2 separate regions of the Homo sapiens genome follow, and region 2 is linked to region 1. Evidence: chromatin contacts called from ENCODE Hi-C data. All regions are on one chromosome and are shown on one strand. Each heading gives the region's core, a stretch centred on a gene start or an enhancer-like site at or near the end of the contact. The rest is flanking DNA. Distances are from core to core; before and after follow the strand shown. Region 1 holds the start of ADAM29 (ADAM metallopeptidase domain 29). Region 2 holds the start of SPCS3 (signal peptidase complex subunit 3).

Region 1 (7,804 bases), core at 3,595-6,094:
ACCTGTAATCCCAGTTACAAGGGGAGGCTGAGCCAGGAGAATCACCTGAACTCGGGAAGTGGAGGTTGCAGTGAGCCGAGATCGCACCACTGCACTCCAGCCTAGGCAACAGAGTGAGACTGCATCTCAAAAAAATAATAATAATTAATTAATGCTAATAATTTGTATGTTTTATTTGGAGAGCTTGAGTAACTTTAACTCCTAACTAAGCATATGTGTTTCCTTGGTTTTGGTTTCGTGTCTTTTTTCTTTTGGGTTGATGTGTAACATGTTTGAGTATAGGAAATAGTGGGTTATTCTTTTGGCTTTGCTATTCACGGTGAATTATAAAATATAAATTTTTGTGAGATTTCGAAGATTATATTTCAAAGATTATATTAAAAGATAACATTGCTTACAGATTTAAAAGATGTGATTATCACAAGAATGTGATAGTGGGGGGATAAAATAACTAACAGAATAAATATTTTTTAGGATAAAAATATTTATTTTATAAAAATAAAATAAAAATGGTTTCAAATATTTCAAATGGTAACTTTCTCTACCCACTGTCACAGCCGTGAGGGTCTCTCTCTTACCTCTTCACAATGATAAGTTGGTGGGGTTCCTAGAAGTAAAAACCCACCAAAGTATGGAAGCCTCCATAAATGGTACCTCTGAGTTTCTTATGCTCGTGCTGATTGAAACTCAGCCTCATCAAAAAGCTTCAGCAGTTCAGAAGAATTACCTTATAAATGTTACTACCAGTTTATGGCTTTGGAAACTTCTGCTCCAAATAAGCAGACTCCAGTTATGACCCTCTGTATTTGCCTGTCTCCAGATTTCAGGATGATGATTTGCTCTATGACTTCAGTTCTCTAATGGGTCCAATAAAATTCATTGATTTCAGTTTGCTCAGCTTTTTTCTCTTGTTGAAAGAGTGTATGTAACATTCAAGTTGATAAGCTATTGTCATCAACACAGTTTTTAAAAATTGTATTTTGTTTACAACTTGTTTATTAAGACTTTATAGTGACAGTTACATTATGCTTATTAATGTTCCTGGTGACAGACCTTTATTTGAATTTTATATATGATTTAAACTTGTCTTCATATTGGAAATATTTAAGGAATTTTGATACTTATATTCACTTCCATCAAACCAAGATCCCAAAGGTTAAAAAGAATCATTAACTAATTTAGTAGTTGGAGACTCAATAGAGTGATTTCAATTGAGTTTGAACTTTAAATTAATTGTTATAATACCTGATAAGTCTGGCTTCCTAAAGTATCATTTCTTTATCTTATCATTCCACATTTTGAACTACATACGAAAATAAAAGTCATTTGAAAATTTACCTATAGCTTGGAAGAAATTTTGAAATTTAACCACACATGTATGTGTGTATACATGTGCACACACACACAACTTATTCCCACAGGTATTTCCTGTAGCAGTTAATAATACACCTTCCATATATTACATATTTAGTAAAGCTTTTAAAAATGATTCAATTTATGTAAAACATACAAAGAAAGCATATTAATCTTTTACTGAGACGGGAAACTGATGGATCAAAATATATGTGAGTTGACATTGTTAGCCACTATCCTTAAGGTGGATATCAGTTTAACATGGTAACATATTCCTGTTCACTTTTTGGATAATAGGCAGTAGGCTTTTGTGCGTCCATCTGGAAATTGGTTGTTGGGGACCATTCAATGATCTGGTTTTGGCCAAAATGCCCATATGGGTTTGTCAGATAATATTATAATTCTTTGGCACCATGCATAAAGAGTAGTCCAGCAACAGGAAATGAAATTCATTTTCTCACTGATGTTGGTTGAGTACAGAGGCCAGTTTGTCCTACATGTGTGCGTAATGTCACATGCCTTTTTAAGAAGACTTCACTTGGGGCCACCAGAAGCCACTCTAAGTGGGCCAGAGGTGATTTTCATATTATAGCTTTTATTTCTCTTGTTGAAAAATTGTATGTAACATTTGAGTTGATTGACTGTTTTCATAAATACAGGTTTTTAAAAACGTGTTTGTTTACATCTTGTTTATAAATTTTGTTTATACTCATCTTGTTTATACTTTCTGGTGACAATTCCATTGTGCTTATTATTCTAGTTTTCTTACTGTAGAACCAAAGACTGGCATAGTATAATATTCTCTTTGAACTTCTTCAAAGATGTAGTCTCTGAGTGTTGTGGGTTAGAGATCTTGGTGAGAACTACCCATTGGTGTAATGATCAATCGACATTTTCTTTTGCTTTGATGATGTCCCTTTTTGAACTGATATCCACCTTGATAATAGTCAACTTCTTAGGAACCATTAGAGTTATTAAAATACTTTTAATCTGCTAACCATTCTAAATTATGGATAATGTAAGATAATTACATTATCTTACTGCAAAGATACTTACATTAAGCATCTTTATTTTCTCTGAAGCTTTTCGAAATCATGAACCATCCCAAAACATTTCTATTATTAGTGTATATAAACCTTCTTTCCTTTATTCATCCAGCAAGCTATGGGAATGGAAACAATTATGTTATCTAAGAATATTTTCATTTCTGGAAAGGGGTCAAAATGGTGAGTTAAAATTTGTTCCAGTGTTTTCTGCCTGATATTTTCTGGTTTCATTCTTAGGATATGACCTACAAACAAATCAAGATTAAATCTGGATTTCTGGGCATGCTTTAATTAATTTATTAGCGTGTTTTAATAAATTTACTAGATATTCAGGAAGCAGTGGTTAGGGGGCCATGAGCTTCCCTCTTCTAATGGAAGAAGATTAATAGTATTTAAAGTATTACAGTGATGAACAGAAACATGGAAAGAAGAAAGTAATTCAATTTTAGAAAGTAAGCCTACTTTCTTAGGAAATATTGCATACTTTTAATGGGCAGCAAAGACTGGCAAAATAGGGAACCATTAAGTTTAAGGTAGAAAGTAAAACTGTTAGTAGAAGCCTCCATCAAGTTTCAACTTCTGCTTTCAGCTTAGGAAAGTAGGATTTTGACATTGGGTTAGTAGAAAAATAGTTGCATGATACTGGTTTGTTGAGATGGAAGAGATATTTGACTTGTTCAGATCTTTTATGTATGAATAGGTAACATGATTCATGATGACGCAGGCTCATAATGAGAGGTTGTTGAAGGGCTAATTTTTAAAGCATGAAATGCCTATATATGCATAAATTCTCAGATAAGAGATTTGATTAACAAAGATTTGGTTAAGTGATACAGTATTGTGTCAATTTCTGAAAGTCAACGTGGCAGACAGAATAAGAAAATGACTCCTAAAATGCCCAGATGTGCATGTTCTTGTATAACCCTCTCCCTTGAATATAAGTAGGATCTTTGAATATGATAAATGTCACTTGAGTGATTGGATTATGTAACACAGAAAAGGTGAAAGGGTTTTGCCGCTGTAACTGAGATCTCTAATTAGTTGACTTTGACTCAAAAGGGACATTATTCTGGATGGGCACTGACTTAATCAGGTGAAAGCCATAAAAGCAAAAGAATCTCTAGCTAGCCTTAAAGAGAAACAGCTGTATTGAAAGCTGCCAGTAAAGAGGGGGAGCCTCTAAAAGGAGAGGACCTTGATGCTACAACCACAAGTAACTAAATTCTACCAACATTAATGAGCTTGGAAGAGAACTTTGAGCTCCAGAAGAGAACTGCAACGTGGCTAATGCCTTGATTTCGGCTTGTGAGACCCTGAACAAAGGACCTAGTTAAGCCTTACCCAAACTCCTCATCCACAGAAACTGTGGTGTGATAAATGTGTGTTGCTTTTTGCGCCTAACTCTGTGCTAATTTAATATCTAGCCACAGAAAATGAATACATTTGGAAACCCATTGTTGGCTATAGTGAATGAGACCCAAAGAATCATCTCTAAAATCTCCTGGTTACTAACTAGAAAAATTCTGAATGGTTATGATCTTTCAGAAAAGAGAAATTTACCTCCTTGGGATATATTATGCTTCAGATGATACACTTTACTTTGAGAAAAAATTTTAGTCCCCATCAGAAAGTTTATAGACTATTAGAGATAAAACAAGTAATTAGATGGATGGAGTCAGTCCTAGAGCTCAGCTAAACTTTAGAATGCCACAAAGTATGGTAGAATATAGGGAAATGTAAGTTCCTTGAGGCCCTGGTTAAAGACTTTTAAAAATTAAGACAATATCTCAATAAGCCCTAAGTCATAATTACCAGTGTACGTTATCGAATTTCTCAGAAGAAAGCAAACATATGACTCTGAATTAAACAGATTCTAAAGGAACAGAAAACAGATTTACAGCTGTAAAATATGCAATTTCATTATGCACCAAAGACAAAATAATATTTGAATTTGTTACTACAGAGAAGTGGGAGATCATTATTCAATTTATACTCCTGAGATTCTGAACAAATTTATATCACTGCCCTGTGTTTTTTTTTCTTTTTCTTTTTTTTAAATTTAGAGAAGTACTACAAGGAATAGTACAAAGTTTCATGATTCATTTCTCAATTAGGTTTTCATCTATTGATTTTAGTGCTTTGTTAGGCCTTGGTTTTAGAGGGTATGGGGCAAGTTTGGGCAGATATTTGGAGGGTTTAGTCTGAAACTGATAGGTTCAGCCTAAACAGTATTACAAAATCAGTTTAATCTATGCCCAGAAGTATGACTACTTCTTTGACCTTCAATTTGTGTAAAGAGTACAGGTAAGGCAAGGTTTAAATAGCTATAACCTGCTTGTGATCGAGGGCGTCCTCAGGAAATGTGCAGGAACAGGCCATCAGGAGAGCTTTTATTTTATAGGAGATACTCACACCACCCCATTTGGTTAGTGGATGTGATGTCACAAAGGAGGAAAGAATGTTTCTCAATTAAGAGTCTGAGGGCGACAGTTATGCACTGGGGCATGCAAAGTGTTTGAGGTTTATTAGCGGTACCCGGCACCTGATAGTTATTCAGTCCCAGGGAGAAGTTAGGTAACAATGTCAAGATGTATGACAGATGTCACAGGGCCTATCAATCAAAATGTTGAGGTTTTTTTCTTTAATAATTAGAGAACTTTGCCTTTATGCAATGAAGGGACATTGAGCGATTTATTCCCCCTTGCAGAAACTTCAATAATTATCCCATTTGTATTTGTTCCCTTTTGTTTCCTAGCTGTAAGAGTGAAATTATTTTTCCTATACTCTTTCAGTTTAAAGTGTACAAAACCGTCTTTTTCAAGAGTACTCTAGGGTTTAACAACTATAGTGTTTTTACTTGAATCCCAAAGTAAACAGCATCTTTTTGAAATTCTCAACGTATAGACCATTGTTGCAGCTGTTTTTTTCATTTATTTTTAATTTTTTAATGATTAAATCCTTAAAGAAGAGTTGCAAAGCTTGTAGAGTTTTCATATATGCTTCATCTAGCTTCCCCTAATGTTAACATCTTGAATAACCATGATACATTTATTAAAAGTAAAAAATTACCATTGGTATAATACTATTAACTAAGTTACAGACTTCATTAGGATTTGCCTGTATTTTCCCCTAATTTTTTTTTCATTTCCAGGATCCAGTCCAGGTTACCACATTACTAAGTCATCGTATCCCCTTAGTTTCCTCCAGTTTGTGACAGTTTGTCAGTTTTTCCTTGTTGTTCATTACCAATATACTTTGGAAGGTATTTTGTAGAATGGCCCTTGATATGGGTTTCTGTGGTTCTCACAGTGCAACTGAGGTATGGATTTTGTGAAGAATATCATTTAAAGCCTTTTTCTAATATGTCAGGGAAACTTGATATCAACATGATTTGTTATTGGAGATGGCTTACTTTGACACCATGGCTAAGTTAGCGACTGATAGATTTCTCCACTGGAAAGCTGCCTTTTGTCTCTTTTCCTGCTCTATTCATTAGAAGCTTCTTAACAAATCTAACCCACCCTCAAGCTCCACCATGGAGAGAGGAGTATCAGAGAATTTACAGGCATATGTTTCAACTACCATAGTACTTAATAAATATTTTGGGGAGATATTTTCAGACCTGTTGACTTGTTATTTCTGCCATTCTTCTACATTCACCATTTGTAAAGAAGCTTTTCCCTTTCTTCATCAATTAATTTATTTGATTATTTATAACAGTATGGGCACGTGTTTATTTGATCTAATGGATGTAATTCAATAATGACATTGTTTATTTTGTTACTCAAGTTGTTCTAGGGTTGTCTTGGGAGATTTTTTGAGGTTTCAGGATAACTCTTGGATCACTTTGACATGCCCTATGTATTTATCTGTATGTTTATGTATTTATCAGCCCTTGCTTGCTTTCTAGCACCAGAGGATGCTCCAGAATCATTTGTATTTTTCCTGCCCAAGCCCCATATTTTCTCCAAATATGACCAAAGAAATCAGTCATTTCTCTAAATATGATTGCAGAATCATATTTAGAATCCATGATATAAACAACAGTGGTGCTCATTGCTATAGAACTATCATTGCTTGTTTACTTTTTCTGGAAAGAGAGAGAAAGTTATATGTACATATGCACACGTTTATATGTATTTCTGTATTTACTTATATTTATGCATATTAAAAGAAACAAGAACTCAATCTTTTATTTCCAATTGTAACTCATGGCCACAGTGGTCATTCTAGCCTCTCCCACTTGCTCATTTGTAATTTCCTTTTTCGATATAAAGAATTTGGTTCCCATTCCATTCCATGTAGTGAACTGTCTACATTTTGTTTACTTACTTGTACAACTTTAGGAGTTGTAGTTCCAGAATGGCTAAATTTACCCTGTGAGATCAAAATTACCAGCTAAAATAAAGTGCTTATGTAAAGTTCTTTCTGCCTTTAATTTTATGGTCTAGTCAAAACATTGTTCCCAACGTTATTGTGAGCTCTTTCTTGTTTCTCTCACACACTTCAGTGAGATTAAACCCTGTACTTAGATTTATTTGGCACAGTCTTCATTTCATCCTTGGATTTCCAAAAGCTTAGTTTTTATTTTAATATGAGTACATTTAATGCACTATTTTGTATGGTTTCTGAAATTTTGAAAAATGCGTAGTGTCATTTGTACATCACTGCAGAACCATATAAAACAGTTGCCTCATTCTAAATTTCCATTGTGTGCTCTCCAGTGATCAAAACTAAATGTCCTGATCAACAACTGATTTTTTTTTCTCATTTAGCAAAATGTCATGTAAATGAAATTATACAGTATACAGCCCTTTGGGTCTTGCTGCTTTCATTTGGCAAAATGAAATCAAGATTTCTTCATATTGTTGTATGAATCAACAGTTTCTTTTTAGTGCTGAGTAATGTTTCTTTGTATAGGTACTTTGCAGCATGTTAATCTACTCATATGTTAAAGGGAATCCTGGTTATTTTTGCTTTGTGGTGATTATAAAGCTTTTAGAAAAATTTGCATACAGGTTTCAGGTTTTGTGCACACAGACTTTTACTAATTTACCTAGGTTAAAAACTAAACAATGGGGCCGGGCGCGGTGGCTCACACTTGTAATCCCAGCAATTTGGGAGGCCGAGGCAGGCAGATCACAAGGTCAGGAGATCGAGACCATCCTGGCTAACACGGTGAAACCCCGTCTCTACTAAAAATACAAAAAAGTAGCCGGGCGTGGTGGTGGGCGCCTGTAGTCCCAGCTACTCTGGAGGCTGAGGCAGGAGAATGGCGTGAACCCGGGAGGCGGAGCTTGCAGTGAGCCGAGATCGCACCACTGCACTCCAGCCTGGGCAACAGTGTGAGACTCCGTCTCAAAAACAAAAAACAAAAAACAAAAAGAAAAACCAAACATGGTATT
Region 2 (7,804 bases), core at 2,835-5,334, 1.4 Mb before region 1:
CCACTAATTTAATAAAAATATGCAGAAGATAAATACATTGTGAAATCCAGCTTATTCCAAAACAAAAAAATGTCAGTATGAGATTACTGGCATCCTCCCATACTCCTCCAAGGATTACTAGCTGAGATACTTTGACTAGTAAGAAAAGAACAAATCCAAAATTTGGTTTTCTGTAACATCAACTAAGTTAAAAAAAAAAAAAAGAGGACTCGATATTTCAAGCAAATACAATTCCACTGGAGCTCTAAAGTATAAACAATCACCACCATTTAAATTTAACAATATGCAAACATAAACAAGGCTCAATAATTAACCAAGTATAATAAATTGTACATGTCACTTTTGGTCACATGCAAGTAGACATTAAAATGTCTCTCAAAGATGCAAATGACACCAATGTGGCTCAATTCAGTCTCCCAAAGAGGACAAGAACTTCACCAGAATTAACAAGACTGGTGCCAATACCAAGAAATAAGCGGAGTTAATATTTGGATTTTTAAGTATTATGTTAATTGTTAAGTTAACTCATTTTACTATATGAGTTTCCACACTGGTAGTAACACATTTGTTACATTCCATTATTAATTATGTGTAACCACTAAGAATCACTCCTTTAGAACTAAGTCTAGGACTGCTGTTTACAAGAACAGCAACAATTTCAAGTAGTAGTAGCAGCAGCATTAAGAAAATCTGAAGAAACTACAAATAATGAGATTGGTAATATATAAATACCATAGATACCAGGAAATTTCACTATAATTCTCTGGATACACAAAATTACTACCCTCACAGTAGACCTAAATTCCCTTAAGCAGATTTTTAAAAATTACACAAAGACTTAAAAATACACATGAAATTCAGCATAAGACTCTTCCGATGGTACACTCTATTTCCTAAAAAGGTACCTACAGAACTAATTCTTAGCCTATTTCTAAATCCAATAATTACCAAAACTTAAGCTAAAAGTAAATTTCATGGTCATAGAAAGGCAAATTAGATAAATTCCCCAAGTATATGATCAGCTTTAACTGTTCAGACAGGTACTTTCACACAAGTTCAGATCGTTCAATCTCCACAACCATTTAAATCACGGGGTATTAAAAAGGCAGATGAAATCAGGCTAGAAATGGCAGAGAACATTGCCAAGATATTAACCTAAGAAAGACCCTAAAAAAGACTAGCCTGGCCAAAATGATCAGAGTTGTCAAAAGATAGAAACTCAATCTCAAGAGAAAATATTTAAATATCACCACCAAAGAAACTCTTATAATTGTTAATATTTTCTGACTTTTATAAAAGTCCTTATAAAAAGAGTTATGACGGCAAAAAGCAACCACAGGTTACCAATAATTTTGATATGACCTTTTCAAATCATAACACACGTAATTCACTTTTTAAACATATGTTTCTCTCTGCTATAATAAAATATGGATATATTATTTGAAATTGTACATGAAATATTCACAGGCAGGCTGAGCATTGGTAATATTTTTCCTTCTTATCCAAATGATCTAATTTTATTTTTTCTTTCTAAAATACAGATTCAAACTTTCTTATGTAGTTTTCAATCAATTTAATGTTTCGGTTAAGAATTTAAAGTATGTTCACACAACTACTCATGAATCTATGAAGTTTTCTCCAAGTGTCATGGGGAGGTATTAACATTATTTTACTGATGAAAAAGGCGGAATTTCCAAGGTTTGGCTGATTCAATGAGATAGTCACACTGTATCCCAAATCATTAAACAACACATATCTCATTATAAAACTACAGAAAACGCAACGAAATATTTTCTTAAAGGATATCAGCAGTTATATCAAATGTGATAAATCCCAGATCACTTCTTTCTCTAGGTCCAGTGAAATCTTCTACATTTTTTCTAGGAATAAAGATAAAAGTTTTACCATCCTTCCAACAGAACATACACAATTCACGTAACTTCTTAAAGAGAAAGAATACAGGTGTGTGCATAGGTGAAACTGCAATTCCACAAAGAAACGAGTAAACACCAGAGAAACCTGTAAGTGTGAAAACAGGAGAAACATTCTAATCCAATATTAAAGTAGGTCTTCAGCTAATTGCATATACCTCAAGAGAATCCCTAACAAAACTCAGAAGGGGATAAAAACTGCTAAAAAGAATAGTAAATACTTGATGTAAAGCAATTTTGCAGAATGGGTAGAAGAAAGCTACACATGACTACAAGGTGATACGAATACTAACAGATGGCATATTAAAGGGTGATACAGTAATCACCCCCTTATCCGAGGTTTCACTTTCCGGTTTCAATTATCCGCGGTCAATCTGGTGTGAAAATAGGTGAGTCCAGTAAAATAAGTTATTTTGAGAGAAGGGGAAAGAGATCATATTCACATAACTTTTATTATAGTATATTGTTACAGTTCTATTATGTTATTGTTAATCTCTTATTGTGCTTAACTTGTAAGTTTTATCATAGGTAGGTATGTATGTACGGTATAGGAAAAAACCAAGTATATATAGGGTTTGGTGCTATCCGTGGTTTCAGCCATCCACTGGGGGTCTTGGAACGTATACCTACCCCATTAAGGGGATACTACTGTAACCAGCTGCTATTTACTGTTTACTACGGCTCAGACCCACTGACAATATTTTTCACATTTCAAATAATTCTCACAACCTAAAAATTAGGTATTACTTCCATCTTAAACAAAAAGAAATTAAGGCCCAGAATGGTAAGAAAACTTGCTCAAGACAACAACAGCTAACATCTGTTCAGTGTTTAATATGCACCAAGCTCTTCTAACCCTCACAGGGCTGACAATGGCAGTGCTGATGTCCACCCCAGGTCTATTCGAACAATATCTAACAAACATCAGTACAGTAATTTAAAAAAAAAAAAAAAAGGTGGGGGGAGAAGGCTCGCTATTTGATAACTGGCTTCTTGGCGATTCTGACAAAGAAATAAACTAAGGTTAAAGAACTTGTGTAAGACGGAAATAGAGTAGAAGGGTATGAGAACAAGAGATGGAAAAATACGACGATTAAAGACAAAAGTGCCAGAGAATAAAATCAAGGACAAAATAGGCAATAGCGAAATGGCACTGTCATTTCGAACTGCATTTTTTGGCGTTTTCGCAGACTTCTTCAAGTGGTTGGCAAAAGAAAAAGAAATAAAGAAACCCAACAAAACAAAAATCTCGCTGTATCAGAAGGCTAAGATGCTTAATTCTCTCAGTGCCCAACATCTCTGGCCAACTTCAAAGCAGCTCCAACTGTTTACTGCCTTCTGAAGGTGCAAAGGCAACAACTGTAAAGGGAATGTCAAACAGGGCAAACTCGGGTGATGAATGACACAAAGACAACCCCGTCCTGTGGCCTCCAGAGCCGCCAGGAAACCCCACGGAAGCCCGACCCAGAGCGCGGCGGCAGCGCCTGGAGGGCCTCGCATGCGGACCACGAGCGGCACCGGACGCGCGGGAGGCGCCAGCCCAGGCGGGCGGCGGCGCCGGCTCTGCTGTTGTGTTGCTCCCTCATTGGCCAGGCGTGGGTGGAGGGAAGTGAGGAACAGGAAGCAAGCGGAGGCACCGACCTGAGGAACGCTCAAAATTAAAATTTAAGAGCAAGCCCGGGAATTTACGGTGGAGGGGTGCAAGTTCCGAGGGGACGCCGGAAAAGCCTGCGACGTCCACCCCTGACGACCGCCCTCGGGGGCGAACTGCCGCTCAGGAGGGCGATCCGGACGCCCTGCCCGCGGCCCCGGCACGGCAGCCCCGGCGCGGCGGCCCGGCTTCGGCTTCCGCCCCAGCCCGGTCCCGGCGTCCTGCACCGCCGGCCCGGCCTCACTCACAGCATGATCCGCGAGACGTGCAGCCGCACCGGGACGCTCCTGTCTTTGAAGGCGGTGGTGATGAAGCAGCCGAAGGTGAGCGCCGCCATCACGCTCAGCGAGAAGGCGAACAGTGAGTTCGCCCGCGACAGCACCGTGTTCATCGCGATCGTCTCCCACGAGTCCGGACTCCACACGCACACCCAGGCTCCCGTTCCGGCGGCGGACCGGCTCCCTGCGATCCGCGCCGTCTGCGGTGCGCGCGTTCCGGGAGCGCGCGCCGCCGCAGCCCCGCCTCCTTTCCGGTCCTCCGACGCGAGCGCGCGCGCGCCCGCTTCCCGAAACACACCCACAGCGCGCACGGGGCGGCGCGGAAAGGGAGAGACTCAGCCGCGGGCCCGCCCCTCCGTCGCGGCCTAACGCCGCCACCAATCAGCGACGAGTGAGGGAGGGGCGGGGTTTGTTGTGGAAGACCCACCCCCTCCTCTTCTAAATTGCTTCTCCGACCTTTGGGTTCAGAGAATTGGGAACCGGTCGTTCGCTGTCCTTTTTCGGTTCTTTGGTCAGAGGTCTGGGACTGCGACTTCTTGATTACTTATGTACCATTTATTTTCACTTGAAACCGGCAGCAAGTTAAGGTGGTTTAGAATCTGTCCTGACGGGTGGCGTTTGGAAGCAGCACTTTACAAAACGCCTGGTCCTCTCCCTTCTTTGTCAAACCTGGTCAAAGTTAGGACTTGAGCTTTTTTTGGAGGATCTGAGGAGCAGTGGGGAGTGGGGAATTAGCCGCCCAAGTCCTTAAAGCTGTCACGTGCATCAGTATTTCCACCTCCAACGTCAGTCCAATTCCTATTAATGCTTTGCTTTGTATGGATAGCTAAAGATGTTTTAGAAGATAAGGGTTGAGGCTACCGATCCTAAGTATTTGCATTTTAACATGGTGATTTCTGATAAATAAAAGGATAACCTTTCTGGGTTCTTAGGAGCAAAGAAGATAATGGCTGCGGAATTGCTCTACAGCATAATGTATAAGAATTTCGTTGGGTCATTAATAAATAATGCAATTATTTTATCACATTTTCAATATCCTGAAGGGCATTAGGGTTCAAACCGAGCCAATCCTGACTCTGATTATACTATCTGCCAAAACCTTTGTTCCTTTCACAGCTAAGGGTTTTTATAAAAATGGATTCAGGGTCTGCTGAAATAAATTTTTTTTAAAAATTTCAGTCCATAAACCAAACAAAAATATCTGTCCTGGAATGTGATCAGGAACAAACCAGAAAACTGTGAACATCTGATCTTGATACTGGCTTATGTTGTCTCTTGTTAAGCTTTTGCTTCTTTGCATTATTCATGACCATTCAATTAATTTTTGTATAGCCATACAGGTAGGATTATTACCAAGTGCCTACCGTGTACCAGGAATAGTTCTAAGCCTTGAGAATACAGCACTAATAAGGCAGACTCCCTGCTCAAATAGAGCCAACTAATGAAAAATCGATAAAATAGAGACTAAAGAGAGATCCTTAGTTGCGTTTAAAATCTTAGTTTTTAACTTCCAGGCTGGCACAGTTTGTTAACAAAAAAAGAAAAAAAAGGATTTTTATTGAATGCCATCTATACTGCAAGTGATACAGAGATTGTACTGATCACTTTCTACACTCAAAAGTATATAATCAGGTAGAGTTAATAAAATAAAAACAAATCTGAAATGTAAAACAAAAAAATACCCTGGGAAGTTACATAGCAAAGGAGGAAGGAATTACAGCCCTGGTAATGTGGGACAACACAGTGTGCAAATTATTTAACACAAAGCCTAAACAAGACACATTATTATTATAGCATGTTTTAGGGAAATAATTCTTGTTGTTGAACTGCAAGTACAGGTATATCTAAGAGATACTCAGAAGGCTGGTCCTGATAAACAATGCATGTATAAAAGAGTAAGCAGAAATAAGCCTGGAAAGGTAAGTTATGGTAGAAAACCAGGTCAAGAAGTTGACTTTATATCAGGGAAATTACATGTAAAACAAGCATCGCTACACAGGCAACCATTTACCAGTTATATGTGGAGAGTGAGTGATGGACCCAAAAGGAAGACTGATAGGAGGGGCATTTCGGAAACAAACTCTATGTTACTTAGCAACTGCCTAAATAAGAGTGGGGGTCTGCAAAGCATAGAGTGAATGCAGATTGTGAACACTCAAATGAAACTAGTATTATTATTATGACACCACAGTTTTTAACTTGACTTACTGGTAGTGCTAAAAACACATAAAAGTCCACAAAAAGAGCAGGAGAGGGATGGGATAGGGAATTTTCTTATTCTGTTTTATTTTTCCAAGTGTTTCTTTAGATTTTCTAGACATTTATATCACCTACATTAGATATCATTTTGCCTTTTCCGTTCCAATTATTATATTTCCAATTGTTTATTCATTTCAGTAGCTAATATTTCCAACATGATATTCAGTCAGATGGGGACAACTGATATCTTTTTGTTCCTGATTTGAGCAGGAAATTTCCTTTCATTTCTCCATCAAGTAAGATGTTGGCTTTGAGATGGAAATTGTGTGTGTGTGTGTACATGTATCATTATATAATATATATTGCATATTGATAGGAAATATCTATTCCTATTGGGAAATTTTTAAAAATATAAACAAGTGCTAAATTGTTTTCAGATGCATTTTCCCTATCTTATTTCCTCTACTTCTTTCCTCTATCTTATTTCCTCTGCTTATTTAATGGGTTATATGAATAGATTTTATAATATTGGCCCAGTAAGCATTCCTGGAATAAACTCCACCTGGTCATGATGAATTAGTTTTTAATATGCTCTTGTGCTTTCTTTGCTAATTTTGGGGTTTTTTGTTTTTTAGTTTGTGTAATCAATATTCATAGTGAAACTGATGTGTTTTTTTGATTGTAATATTATACTCAAATTAGAAAATATATATTTCTAATATAACAAGGAAAATAAGTTTTCCTTAGTTTTCTGTGCACTGGGATATTTTAAGTAGCATTTGGATCTGGTCTTTAAAAATTTGATAGAAAATTTGGTAGAAATTCCCAAGGGAGTCTATTCTTCTATTTTTTTTAAATTATTAATTGTTAATTCTAATTATGTATACTTGTGCTTTCTACCTTTTTCATTTATTGTTTTAATTAGTATTTTTTCTTGTTTTCTTTCAAAGCACTTCTGCATTTACTAATTAACTCTACTGTTTTCCAACTCATTAATTTTTGGTTTTAACACTATCAACTTTTTTCATTCCACTTTTTTTGTTTATTAGCTTTGGAAATTGGATATTTAGTTGGTATATTTTTCATGTTTATTGTTATGGTAACTGCTTTAGCTGTATCCTAAAATTTCTGACTATGAATTTCCAAGAGAAAGTACCATTTTTCCTTTTGATTGCTTTAAATTAATGTCTGATTTTAAATCATGTAGGCAGAGAATGCTGTTTGTATATTTCTATTCTTTGGATTATTGAGGTCTTCTTTGTGGCCTAAAATGTCACTTTTGTGAAAATTCAATGTGCAACTTGAAAGAAGGTATTTCCTCTTAATAGTATATAGAATTTGATAGATACCTATGAGATCTGCCTTATTGATTATGTTATTTATGTCTTTTACATCTGTAGTAATATTTGTTACCTTCATTTTCTTGGATTCTGAGAGATTTGTTAAAATCTCCAATACTGTGTTTTGTCTGTTTATTCTCACATCTCCTATAGTTTCTCCTTCACAAAAATTGTTGATATATTATTTGGTAAGCAAGTATTAATAATAGTTACATTTTCATTATGAATGGTAGTCTTCAACATTGTAACGTGTTATTTTATTTTTAATGCTTTTTGATGCAAATACTACTAGTCAAACACTGAGGTTGTACTGAAGGAAACTGAGGCTGTTTATCTGAAATAGTATTACAGACCTTAAATTAATACGTAGCATTTTTAAACTAAGTGTCTTGTACTCTTTAATGA

The links. A loop is a pair of places that touch in the nucleus more often than their neighbours do. Pooled maps may share reads with other maps.
Region 2: a map of OCI-LY7 shows a loop between it and region 1 (4-fold over the local background). The contact joins the promoter of SPCS3 here to the promoter of ADAM29 in region 1. A Hi-C loop is called at or near these places in 1 of 168 maps with a recorded cell type or tissue (OCI-LY7), 3 of 37 single-sample maps with no recorded cell type and 4 of 50 pooled maps.

Annotation. Positions count from the first base shown.
Region 1 is chr4:174,915,398-174,923,201 of GRCh38, reverse strand. ADAM29 (ADAM metallopeptidase domain 29) reads right to left here and starts at 4,844. Exons shown (of 5, transcript NM_014269.4): 1 at 4,731-4,844; 2 at 2,410-2,515.
Region 2 is chr4:176,316,246-176,324,049 of GRCh38, reverse strand. SPCS3 (signal peptidase complex subunit 3) reads right to left here and starts at 4,084. Exons shown (of 5, transcript NM_021928.4): 1 at 3,831-4,084; 2 at 1,807-1,880. The coding sequence starts at 3,973. SPCS3-AS1 (SPCS3 antisense RNA 1) reads left to right here and starts at 3,540. Exons shown (of 4, transcript NR_186171.1): 1 at 3,540-3,905. RefSeq lists silencers at 3,371-3,450, 3,481-3,550, 3,671-3,790 and an enhancer at 3,773-4,273.